3 separate regions of the Homo sapiens genome follow, and all the other regions are linked to region 1. A link is a contact called in ENCODE Hi-C or POLR2A ChIA-PET data. All regions are on one chromosome and are shown on one strand. The core of a region is the stretch at or near the end of the contact, and the rest is flanking DNA. Distances in the headings are between cores, read along the strand shown.

The links. Hi-C counts contacts between places; a loop is a spot of excess contacts on that map. ChIA-PET counts read pairs that join two places held with the same protein, here RNA polymerase II (POLR2A). Pooled maps may share reads with other maps.
Region 2: a loop to region 1 is called in a pooled map, with 2.8 times the contacts of the local background. The contact joins the enhancer-like site here to the promoter of POLR1H in region 1. A Hi-C loop is called at or near these places in 8 of 50 pooled maps. POLR2A ChIA-PET finds 5 or more read pairs at or near these places in 3 of 52 experiments (CD8-positive, alpha-beta T cell, MCF 10A and activated naive CD8-positive, alpha-beta T cell).
Region 3: a pooled map shows a loop between it and region 1 (5-fold over the local background). The contact joins the promoter of HCG4 here to the promoter of POLR1H in region 1. A Hi-C loop is called at or near these places in 1 of 168 maps with a recorded cell type or tissue (CD8-positive, alpha-beta T cell) and 6 of 50 pooled maps. POLR2A ChIA-PET finds 5 or more read pairs at or near these places in 2 of 52 experiments (MCF 10A and OCI-LY7).

What each region holds. Positions count from the first base shown.
Region 1 is chr6:30,059,339-30,062,963 of GRCh38, forward strand. POLR1H (RNA polymerase I subunit H) reads left to right here and starts at 1,927. Exons shown (of 4, transcript NM_170783.4): 1 at 1,927-2,331; 2 at 2,579-2,679; 3 at 2,886-2,995. The coding sequence starts at 2,187. It also overlaps the pseudogene POLR1HASP and a transcript of PPP1R11 not described here. RefSeq lists enhancers at 954-1,820, 1,821-2,686.
Region 2 is chr6:29,706,930-29,710,554 of GRCh38, forward strand. It overlaps the pseudogene ZDHHC20P1. Among named protein-coding and RNA genes, the nearest start is that of HLA-F, 15 kb to the right of the region's middle. Within about 2 kb of position 1,947, at least 3 of the 41 ENCODE cell types and tissues checked have a DNase peak (open chromatin) inside an H3K27ac peak, as active enhancers do; they include CD8-positive, alpha-beta T cell, where a contact is called at or near this core.
Region 3 is chr6:29,791,000-29,794,624 of GRCh38, forward strand. It overlaps HCG4 (HLA complex group 4), which reads right to left and starts at 2,074. Exons shown (of 1, transcript NR_002139.2): 1 at 32-2,074. It also overlaps the pseudogene HLA-V. RefSeq lists an enhancer at 1-421.

The DNA.
Region 1 (3,625 bases), core at 677-3,176:
TATCTACAAATATGATGCCTCTATATTGTTGGAAAGGATCTGATATCAAATATTTGGTCTCACTGACCTCTTAGGAACATTCTTATTTGTCTACGTAAGCTTATTTTGAGATTGTAAACGTATGATCATCTTACTTTTACTTCTCTGTACATGGCTTCTAGCACAATACTTAACATTAGAGTCTGTGATCCCAAGTTCTCAAAATTAATGATTTGCTGATTGCTGATGATCCTTGACACATAATATCTGAGCATCTTTTTTAAATATCTGCCATAACATTGTATCTATTTTTATTAAGCCATTTCCCAGTCTTCCTTGAAGTTTACAGATATGTTTCCTTTATATGCATGTTCTGGGCTCTCACATTTTGTACCTACTAGCACAGTTTTATTATATTCTAATTATTCATTCATGTTCCTTGAGGTCAGAGAACACAGATTTCAACTTTGCAGGCTCAGCCTCAGCTCAAAACCTGGCATAGTTGCTCAATAAATCTTTACTGATTAGACTGTGAGCTTTTGTTGGGAAAAGGATATGCCTTTTAATGCTTTGTTCCTTTACTGCAATTCACAGGGGATGTTGGCTGTTTTTCAAATTAAAAACAGAAAACTGAGGAGGGTAGAATTTCAAGTTCCATTTTCAAAGGAGACACACAGATAAGTGAGAATAAAAACTGTCTACGACAATCAGCTCAACAACACGTCTCCCTTTGTAAGACAGAATAACAAGCAATTTCACAGTTAAATGATAGGGCTTGTCACTCTTCAGCAGTTTGCTGAGTTTTAACCCTTTCACTATGGCGTTCTCTCCATTATTACAGAGAAAGGCAGATGGGAGCCTCTCCCAGCGAAAAGACTACAGCTTGTGTCCTTCATAGGAGAAAACAGTGATGGCTCCAGAACTTTTATATGAATGAACTTAGCACAGCTATCAGAGTGGATGGTGGTGGGAGGGCTAGCAGGAAACTAGTAAACAACTACAAGCTGCCCCTTCAGGGAAAGTTTCTACTTGGAATATAAGTTACAGATTAATGAAAATAGAAAGATTTCCCAAAGATACTTATTCTCATGTTTTATAAAAGATCAGGGAAATGTCAGCTGTCCACTTAACGGATGACATAATGAATTAAGAGTTCGATAGGCGGCAGGCACAACTAAAAGCCAAACTCGACCTAAGTCTTATGAAATCCTACTTAATGAGCTTTCTTGACTACTGCTAGCCTCACTTATCTGGCAGGAGTCGAAGGAGAGGAAGCCCCAAGCTCCTCTGTTCCACCACCTCCAAAGTCCTGAACCCCTTCTCAAGTGTACCACTTCATCCCTGCTTCCTTTCGTCCCGTGGGACTAAGCATTCCTCGGGCCTTCACTCTCACCACTTGCTGTCCCTCAAAAAGCCGACTCACCCCTTTCCAAGCGCAGTGAACCGTCCGCAAAGCACGAGGCCGGTTGCGAGCTGCAGAAAGCCCACGCTCGCCAGCGGGACCCAAGGAACGCTAGAACTATACGTCCCAGAACACTTAGCTTTGTTTTTAACTACGGTGCAGCCGCAAAAGGGAAATACCGGCTCAGGACCCAGGGGAGTTGTAGTTCTCTAATCCAAAGAAATCATTATTTGGCAACGTACGGTTTTCAGGGGGATATACCCCGCGACTGCGTTCCTGTAGGATGTGAGACAAAGAGAATAAATATCCCAGGATTGGGTGCTGGTGGGAAAATTTGCTGGAAGCGCAGCATTGGTTACCAATTTTGTGCTCAACCTCTCAGTACCAGGGTGAAAGTGGAGACGCAATCTCCCTTGGAAGACGTTAGTCTCCATCTCTAACGCTCCCGAGACACGGTTCGCAATTAATTATGACGTCACAGCCAATCGTCAACGCGAAAGCCTGACGCTCTAGCCGGCTCTATCTCGCTGCCCCGCCGCGGGCGCAGAGCTGGCGCTCTAGCCCACGGAGTTGGTTAACTCCTCTCACCGGCCCCTGGAAAGGGTTCCAAGTCCTTTAGTACCCGACGCTGTCTGGGAATTCCGGGCGTTTCGGCTCCTTGGTCGCAGAGGCAGGAGGCGTGCGTGGCAGGAGGGTTCGGGTTATATACTCCTAGGTCCTGGGACAGAATAGTTACGACCTCTGGGACAGGAACTCTTCTCTCTTTTGTTAATAAACTTCCAACTCCCTCCTCAGACCCGACCGCATGTCTGTCATGGACCTCGCCAATACTTGCTCCAGCTTTCAGTCGGACCTGGATTTCTGTTCAGATTGCGGCTCGGTCCTGCCTCTGCCCGGGGCTCAGGATACGGTCACCTGTATTCGCTGTGGCTTCAACATCAACGTTCGGGGTGAGAGGCTTGTACGCAGGGGTCCTGGCGGAGGGCGCAGGGTCGGAAGCTTGGGGAACTCAAGATCGGTTGGGTTGAGGAGGGGATCCTAGAGCAGGACATCAGGCGGTTGTACATTTGGTCTAGCGATGAAAACTGAGGGAAAGGATGTAGGGCCTCCTGGCCTAACCAGCCAGGGGAAAGGGGAGGTTTCCGGTGTCAGCTCTCTCTGGTTGTCTCCATAACCAGTTCTTACTTGCCTGTGCAGACTTTGAGGGGAAGGTTGTGAAGACTTCGGTTGTGTTCCACCAACTGGGGACAGCCATGCCTATGTCGGTGGAGGAAGGGCCTGAGTGCCAGGGACCTGTGGTAAGCTAATGAGATCAAGAACTGGCTCCATAAGGTGGGTAGGAAAGAAATGGAGGAGTGATTGCAAAGCTCTGGAGAGTTTTGTGCCCAATTCCAAGAGGGAAAAGAGATGTAAACCATCGACGTTTGAGAGGCGTGATCGCCTGATTCCTGTGGGAAGTAAGGGGATATGACCAGGCCTCCCTAACCCACCAGTTTCTTCCCAGGTTGACAGGCGCTGCCCTCGATGTGGTCATGAAGGAATGGCATACCACACCAGACAGATGCGTTCAGCCGATGAAGGGCAAACTGTCTTCTACACCTGTACCAACTGCAAGTGAGTATTCTTTCCCCTCCCTCTGCTCAGTCTGTTTGCTAACTAAACAAATCCAGTGATTTATTTTTTTGTACGAAATGGCCGTTTCCCTTGGTCCCATCCCTTATTTCTGTGCAGTTCTGGTAATAGGGAGATTTGTAGTTGTTTTTTATTTTTTTAAGTTACACTTTTTTAAACCTTTTTATAACCAGTGAAATAAACCTTTTAGGATTTTTTTTTTTTTTTTTTTTTTTTTTTGACAGGGTGTCGCTCTGTCACCTAGCCTGGAGTGCAGCGAGGCAATCTTGGCTCACTGCAACCTCCGCCTCCTGGGCTCAGGTAATCCTCCCACCTCAGCCTCCAAAGTAGCTGGGACCACAGACACATGCCACCACGCCTGGCTTTTTTTTTTTTTTTTTTTTTTTTTTTTTGTATTTTTAGTAGAGATGGGGTTTCTCTATGTTTCCCAGGCTGGTCTTGAACTTCTGAGCTCAAGTGATCCACCCACCTCAGCATCCCAAAGTGCTGGGATTACAGGCATGAGCCACCCCGCCTGACCTACTTTTAGGATATTTAAAAGGAAATGAAGAAAAAAAAAACAACATAAGAAGCAGGTATTGTTTAGTGGTCAGCATCTTATACTGCAGTCTT
Region 2 (3,625 bases), core at 697-3,196, 350 kb before region 1:
TCAGCTGGGGCTGGCTTTGACAAGGCTGTGGCCTGCAGTAGATATCAAAGTAGTCATCTAGGTCTCGTGTAGATGATGGAAAACTCGATGGGAGGGAGACACGGTGCCTTGACCCAGAGTCAATGCCAATAAACTTGGCTAGGACATAGTACCCAGTCATTTAATCAAAACCTAATCTAGATGTTGCTGTGAAGATATTTAGTACATGTGGTTAACATTTACAATCAGTTGACTTTATGAAAAGGAAATTACCCTCAATAATGTAGATGGACCTCATCCAATCAGTAGAAGGCTTTAAGAGCAGAAACTACAGTTTCCCAGAAAAGAAGAAATTCTGTCTTAAGACTACCATATCAACTTCTGTCTGCATTTTCAGCCTGCTGGCGTATCCTACAGATTTCACACTTGCCACCGTAATAATTGCATGAGTCAGTTTCATAACACGAATAAAACACACACATACACACACACACACACACACACACACACACACACACCCCTTATTGGTTCTGTTTCTCTGTTGAATCCAGAATAATACAGATTTTGGTACTTAGAGTGATTCTAGAGGAAGAGAATCCTTTTAAAACGTTTATAGCCAACAATAAAAAACTTTATTAAAAATGTTGAAAAGCATAAAACGGTAATTATAAATTAGCAAACACCCAACAAGAAAAGCACTTATTTTCTTTTCCTTATACAGTACAAGAAAGAGTAATTGGGATCTCATTCACTTTCAGCCACCATTTGCCCTAGATGTCCTTCACTCAAAACAAGTTTTTAGCTTGTGTTTTTGGAGTGGAAACTCACATGGCTACTAAGAAACAACTCTAAAAATGTAACTTAGACACTCAAAATTCCATGTGCCATGTTAACATGTAATGATGGTTCATATTACAGCATCTCACAATAGGTAAGCATTATTTCCAAAGTAAAATTAAGTCACATTTGTGGTTGCTAGTGAATGCGGCACAAATGGACCCTGAAGATTCAGGCATTGTTCTGCTCTGGAGTAGGACATCTGTGGCTCCAGCAAACTGTACAAAGGCTTTTTTTTTTTTTTAATGTATCTTCCGTGATACTTCAATTATTTCACCTTATTAATCATTTTCTTGCAAACAAAACTGAAAATATCAGTTCATAATGTGTTTCCATACACCTTGCCCTTATTCAAATGGTTATGAACAAGTGGTCTTCCATTTTCTATTGCCGCTGTAATTATTTGTTCCTGATCTGGCAACACCTTCTTCAGCTCCTTTCTCTGGCCACCGAGATTAACAGTCCAACAAGCGGTCTTTTGATTCACTAAGTGGCTTAATAGGACAACGTTGATTTGAGCCAATACTTCTGGCATGTTCATTTCAATTTGTAACTTTTTTCTGAATTCATCCCCACAAGGTGAGCTGGAAAACTGCAACCATAACCAAAGCTAGAAAATACTGGAAGTAGCCAATATTTCTCTTCATCACCAAAGACTGGTCTCTAATTTTTACTATTGTTCTATTTTTTCCAGCCAGCCAACAGTAGTAGCTGAAAAGCGAGAGCACACTGATGAAGAACACTGCGGGCACAAAGAAAAGGAAAAGTATGTGGAGCTTTGCTGTGTATCTCTTAGTTCATTCTACTCACTAGAACGTGGCGTTCTCAGGAATTGACGTCCTCCAGGCCCCCAGATGAGGGTAGTGAGCACCCTGAGAGCCAGCTGGACTCCCCTCTTGGTGTGTTACTGCACAGCCACAGCCTCTGGGTAGGGAGTTGTCCTGCACTTCTGGAATCATCTTTTTGGTCATGGTGGCTACTGCTGTACTGTCCTTCTGAGGTCAGTGAGATAGGGTGTTCACAGCCTCACTTGAAAGGAAACAAGAGACTTGTCAGGTTGATGGAGAGAACAAGCTGTTCGACAGTGCGCAAACCATATCCTGGGCTTGTGGTTAGAACATCCTGCAGCAAAGAGGTAGAAGAGCCAAGGGAGGCATCCCCACATCTGAGGAAGCCCAGAAACCCATGAATAGCGTCCTTGGGCTGACCTATGCTCATTACAATAGTAGCAAACACAACTCTGAGAGGGAAGTTAAGATGCTAATGAGACGTAAGATGTGTGTGCTGATATGTACAACCACAGTGCATGCACGTTCAAGAGACCACAGAACATGCTTAAAACAATACCCCTTCCCACCTATTCATGAATAATCATGTAAGACTCCCGTGAGGGGAGGGTACTGTCTCTCTTTTGAGCAGCTGCTCTGATCAGCTGTCAGAGTGTACTTTCACTTTGCAATAAATTCTCTTGCTGACTTTTACTTTGGACTTGCTCTCAAATTCTTTTGTGTGGCAAAGTCAAGAACCTGAACCGGCCCATTGGCTACATTTCCTTCCTTTTTTCTTTCTTTCTGTATCTTGTTGCTAGGGATAACTTTGCCCCTGCTGGCAGCATGCCCCTGAGGATGGCACCCTGTGGCTGGCGTCTTCCTTGGCTTGGCCTCGGGTCACTAAGCATAGCCCATGGTAGGAGGTTCTGAGAATGAGTGGCACTGCCTTGTGCAACGGTCCCCATGGGAGTGGCCCACAGGTGCTTGCATCTGTGGCATTTTCACAACTGTTTAAAAAGACTCAAGAATGTACTGTGGGAGGAGAGCAGGTCTGGAGACTCACCTGTGTCCCCCACCTGCTCATCTGCATGGCCGTGTGCCTGACATGGTCAGAAATGAGAAATGCTGCTGCCCCTTTGCAAAGCACTACTTAGTTTTTCTCTTCTTGAAGGTGGTGGCACGATGCCCAGGTTGAGATGGACGCAGGAGTCAGCATCCTAAAGTAAAAGGAGAGACTTTAACAGAAATACCTGAGCTTTTCAATGAGAATGAACAGGGCCTTTTACCCTCTGGCAACTGTGTATTTCCCATTGACATGTTTCTTGTCCTCAGAATGGTTTTTCCTTTTTGCAGGTGGTTTATTGAAAAAGGAAAGGACAGAAAAGAAAAAGCAGGAGAAGGTGTATGGGAAGCTGGGACCCTGGCCCTGTGCAGGGGAGATACAAGGTGCTTCTGGGGAGGCTGCCGCCATCTGGGGCACTGGCACATGGGGCACGGCAGGGCTCGCCTTCCTGATGATGCCGCCTATCCCAGTTGCCCACCAGAAGTTGCAGTGCCCAGATTAGTTTTGTATTGATGGAAATTAAAAAAAAATTATATTACATAATTTTATGCTTTTTGAAAATAGCTAATAAACTTTTATGGCTAAGTTGTTAGTAATGGTAATCTCTCTAATCTGCTTAAAGACGGTCAAATCTGCAGGGTTCCCATCTCCACTGGACACCTGTGCTTCCTGTGGGGTCTATTTTCCAGTGGCTTTCCCTGTTGGTTGCCCCTGTGACTGCTGACATCCTGCCTTCTGGTGGAAACCACACTCTTCCTTGCCCAGTGAGGGTTGGAAAATTGGATGACTAAACTCGACGAAGATAGCAAATAACATTTGTTCTGCGTGGGTGCCATCATCACCTGCACTTGAAAGCAAGGCTGAGGTGCAGAAGACACAAAATGTGGCCATGTCCCTTGGCTGGCAAGTGGCCTAGGGGCAATGTGAGCCTGAGTGTATGACACTGTGACACAGGACAGGGTGCGTCACAGTGTTG
Region 3 (3,625 bases), core at 824-3,323, 270 kb before region 1:
GCAGAGGGAAAGAATTCGAAAGCAGCAGAACTCAGGTTTAAACACATTGTTTTATATATTTTAATACATCAATCTACAGAGCCTTGCAGGGTGATCTTTGCAGTTGGCCTTTAATACCTTATGTGGGTCTGCCTAAAAACTAATTTTTTTATGTTAATCAGGTTTAAAAAATACTAAGTGTTCATATAAAATATACACAACACTTAGAAGTGGATACTTCCTAAAAACAGGCAGTGCATGAGCACTGGTGAGGGGCATTGTGACTGCATTGAGTGCTTGCCACTGTGAGATGAATAAAGTCCGTACTGGCTCCTGGTTACAACATATAGTAACACAGTGGCTACCTTGTATTAGGAGATGTCCTGGACTCACACAGAAACTCAGGGCTATGGAATGAAGGTAAATTTAAAATACTACAAGCGGGAGTCACAGATACATTGTCTGGGAAAGTGAAACTTAGGAGCTTTGTGATTCCTGTTGTAATGCTTTTAGACACATTTATATGTCAAGGGACCAAAGTCACATTTTTGGCCGATTAGATTCCTGATCATTAGGAGTTACCAAGATTCTGCTACCCACTGTAGTTAATAAACAAAAAGCAAACTGGTCTCTATTCTATCTCATGCACTCAGGCACAACTTTTCCAGATTTAAAAAACAAACAAACAACAACAACAAAAAACCCTGTCTCTACACCTCCATTCCCAGGGCAAGCTCACTCTCTGGCAACAAGCTCCCTGGGGTGATTTTTCTTCTAGAAGAGTCCACGGGGACAGGTAAGGAGTAGGAGGCAGGGAGTCCAGTTCTGGGACGGGGATTCCGTGATGCAAAGTGAAGAGAGAGGGACGGGGCCCATTCCGAGGGTTTCTCCCTGGTTTCTCAGACAGCTCCTGGGCCAAGACTCAGGGAAACATTGAGACAGAGCGCTTGGCACAGAAGTAGCGGGGTCAGGGCGAAGTCCCAGGGCCTCAGGCGTGGCTCTCAGGATCTCAGGCCCCAAAGGCGGTGTATGGATTGGGGAGGCCCAGCGCTGGGCATTCCCCATCTTTGCAGGGTTTCTCTTCTCCCTCTCCCAACCTGTGTCGGGTCCTTCTTCCTGGGTACTCACCGGGCTGCCCCAGTTCTCACTCCCATTGAGTGTCGGGTTTCTAGAGAAGCCAATCAATGTAGCCGCGGTCCCGGTTCTAAAGTTCCCACGCACCCACCGGGACTCCGATTCTTCCCAGTCGCCGAGGATGGTGTCATGGCGCCCCGAACCCTGCTTCTGCTGCTCTCGGGGGCCCTGGTCCTGACCCAGACCTGGGCAGGTGAGTGCGGGGTCGGGAGGGAAACGGCGTCTGTGGGGAGTAGCTAGGGGCCTGCCCGGCGGGGGCGCAGGAACCCGGTTGCGGTGCCGGGAGGAGGGTCGGGAGGGTCTCAGCCCCCTCCTTGCTCCCAGGCTTCCACTCCTTGAGGTATTTCCACACCACCATGTCCCGGCCCGGCCGCGCGGATCCCCGCTTCCTCTCCGTGGGCGACGTGGACGACACGCAGTGCGTGCGGCTCGACAGCGACGCCACGAGTCCCAGGATGGAGCCGCGGGCGCCGTGGATGGAGCAGGAGGGGCCGGAATATTGGGAAGAGGAGACAGGGACCGCCAAGGCCAAAGCACAGTTTTACCGAGTGAACCTGCGGACCCTGAGCGGCTACTACAACCAGAGTGAGGCCTGTGAGTGACACCGGCCGGGGGCGCAGGTCACTACCCCTCCACATCCCCCACGGACCGCCCGGGTCTCCCCGAGTCTCTGGGTCCGAGATCCACGCCGAGGCAGCGGGACCTGGAGACCCTTGACCCGGGAGAGGCCCAGGAGCCGTTACCCGGTTTCATTTTCAGCCAAAATCCCCGCAGGTTGGTCCTGGCGAGGGCGGGGCTCGGTGGGCGGGGCTGGCCGCGGGGGCGGGGCCAGGGTCTCACACCCATCTAGAGGATGTCTGTCTGCGACGTGGGGTCGGACGGGCGCCTACTCCGCGGGTATCACCAGCTTGCTTACGATGGCAAGGATTACATCGTCCTGAACGAGGACCTGTGCTCCTTGACAGCCGCAGACACGGCGGCTCAGATCACCCAGCTCAAGTGGGAGGCGGCCCGGGGGGCGGAGGTTCATCCTCACAGGGATAGGCACCTATTAGATGTGGTGTGGTTTTCCTCTCTACTCTTAGACCCTCAGCCAGTATCACTATTGGCATTCCTGAGCCACTGGCTCAGAATTTCAGTACATTATCTGCCCGCGGGACACACCTCAGAGGAAAGGGGATGAAGCGTGGTCCATGACCATGGCACCCCCTGGTCTTATCACCACCTGCACCTCCCAGGGGCTGCCAGCCACACAGAGTCATGGACAGGTCTCTACAGACACAACTTAGTGCCAGCTTGGATGAAACCCTCTGAGGAATGGGTGCCATCTTTCAGGATGTGGTGCATGTATTGAATCAAAGATGTCTCTATAGTGCTGTGTTTACAGAAGGAAGAATACGTGGGTCCAAAAACCAAGAAGTAGAAGCAGGTGTGGCTCCATATCTAAACCCTTATATTCACCTTCAGGGTGATTTTGCACTTCTCATCTCCAATATCTGGGCTCTGTAGGGGAGGAGGTCCTGGTTTCCCAAAGGGGGCACCCTGGCAAGGAGACATTTAAATGAGAGTCCATGGAAATATACATTATGGCTGCCCCCAGGGATGTTTGAATAGTATGTGTCCAGATACAAGCAGGTGAGAAGAGGAGGAGGCAGGGCTGCTATCACACAAGGAGGGCAGGAGATGTGTGTGTGGAAATAAGAGATCCACTTGGAGACCTTATGGTTCCCCTTGTCCTGTTGTAAGTGTGAGCAGAATCATCCAGCAACCCAGCCTGAGAGGGTTTCATATTCAAGAGCCCAGAACCCTCAGGAAGGAAGGATTGAGTGATACTCACAGGTAATGTCCCAAGGCTGTGCTCCTGTGCTCTGACATCCTCAGCAGGATTGGTGCAAAGCCCTGCTTCCCATGGGCTGTTCCCAGCCAGTGACTGGTCACAGCAGGCATTAAGGCAAGCCATTCCTGGGAGACACGGGACTCCTCTGATGGCTAACTGTAGCTGGAAGACTCCTCCACGGCCTTGCTCAACTCTCCTTAGATTGCCTGTGCTCTAGGATGCGTCAAACAAACTTTCTCTCCTTCTGTCCAGCACTTGGGGTCACACTTGCATCGTGGTCTGCCGCCTTTTCTCAGGGATTTCTGGCTCACTTCCCATATTCCCTTACGGGTGTGTCCCCTTATAAGATGTCGCAGACTTTAAGCTCATCTTGGCATCTGCTCCTTGAAGGACTTGGACTAAAAATTATTTCCATCTGCATATCAATAACTCTTATTCCAACCTGTAAAATCCTTCTCTTTATCCAACTTCTGCCACCCCCACAGAATCTATTTTACTTGTGTGTGTAGTATCTCTTTGAGTTAACAGATATTTGTTCTATTAAGCTACTAAATTTTGAGGTAGTTTGTGACACAGCACTTGATAACTATTAAGGCTTTCTTAAGTTTCCATTATTCCATGGATATTATCTACATATCTTTTAATCCCTTGCATTTTAATAACATTAGCTATACT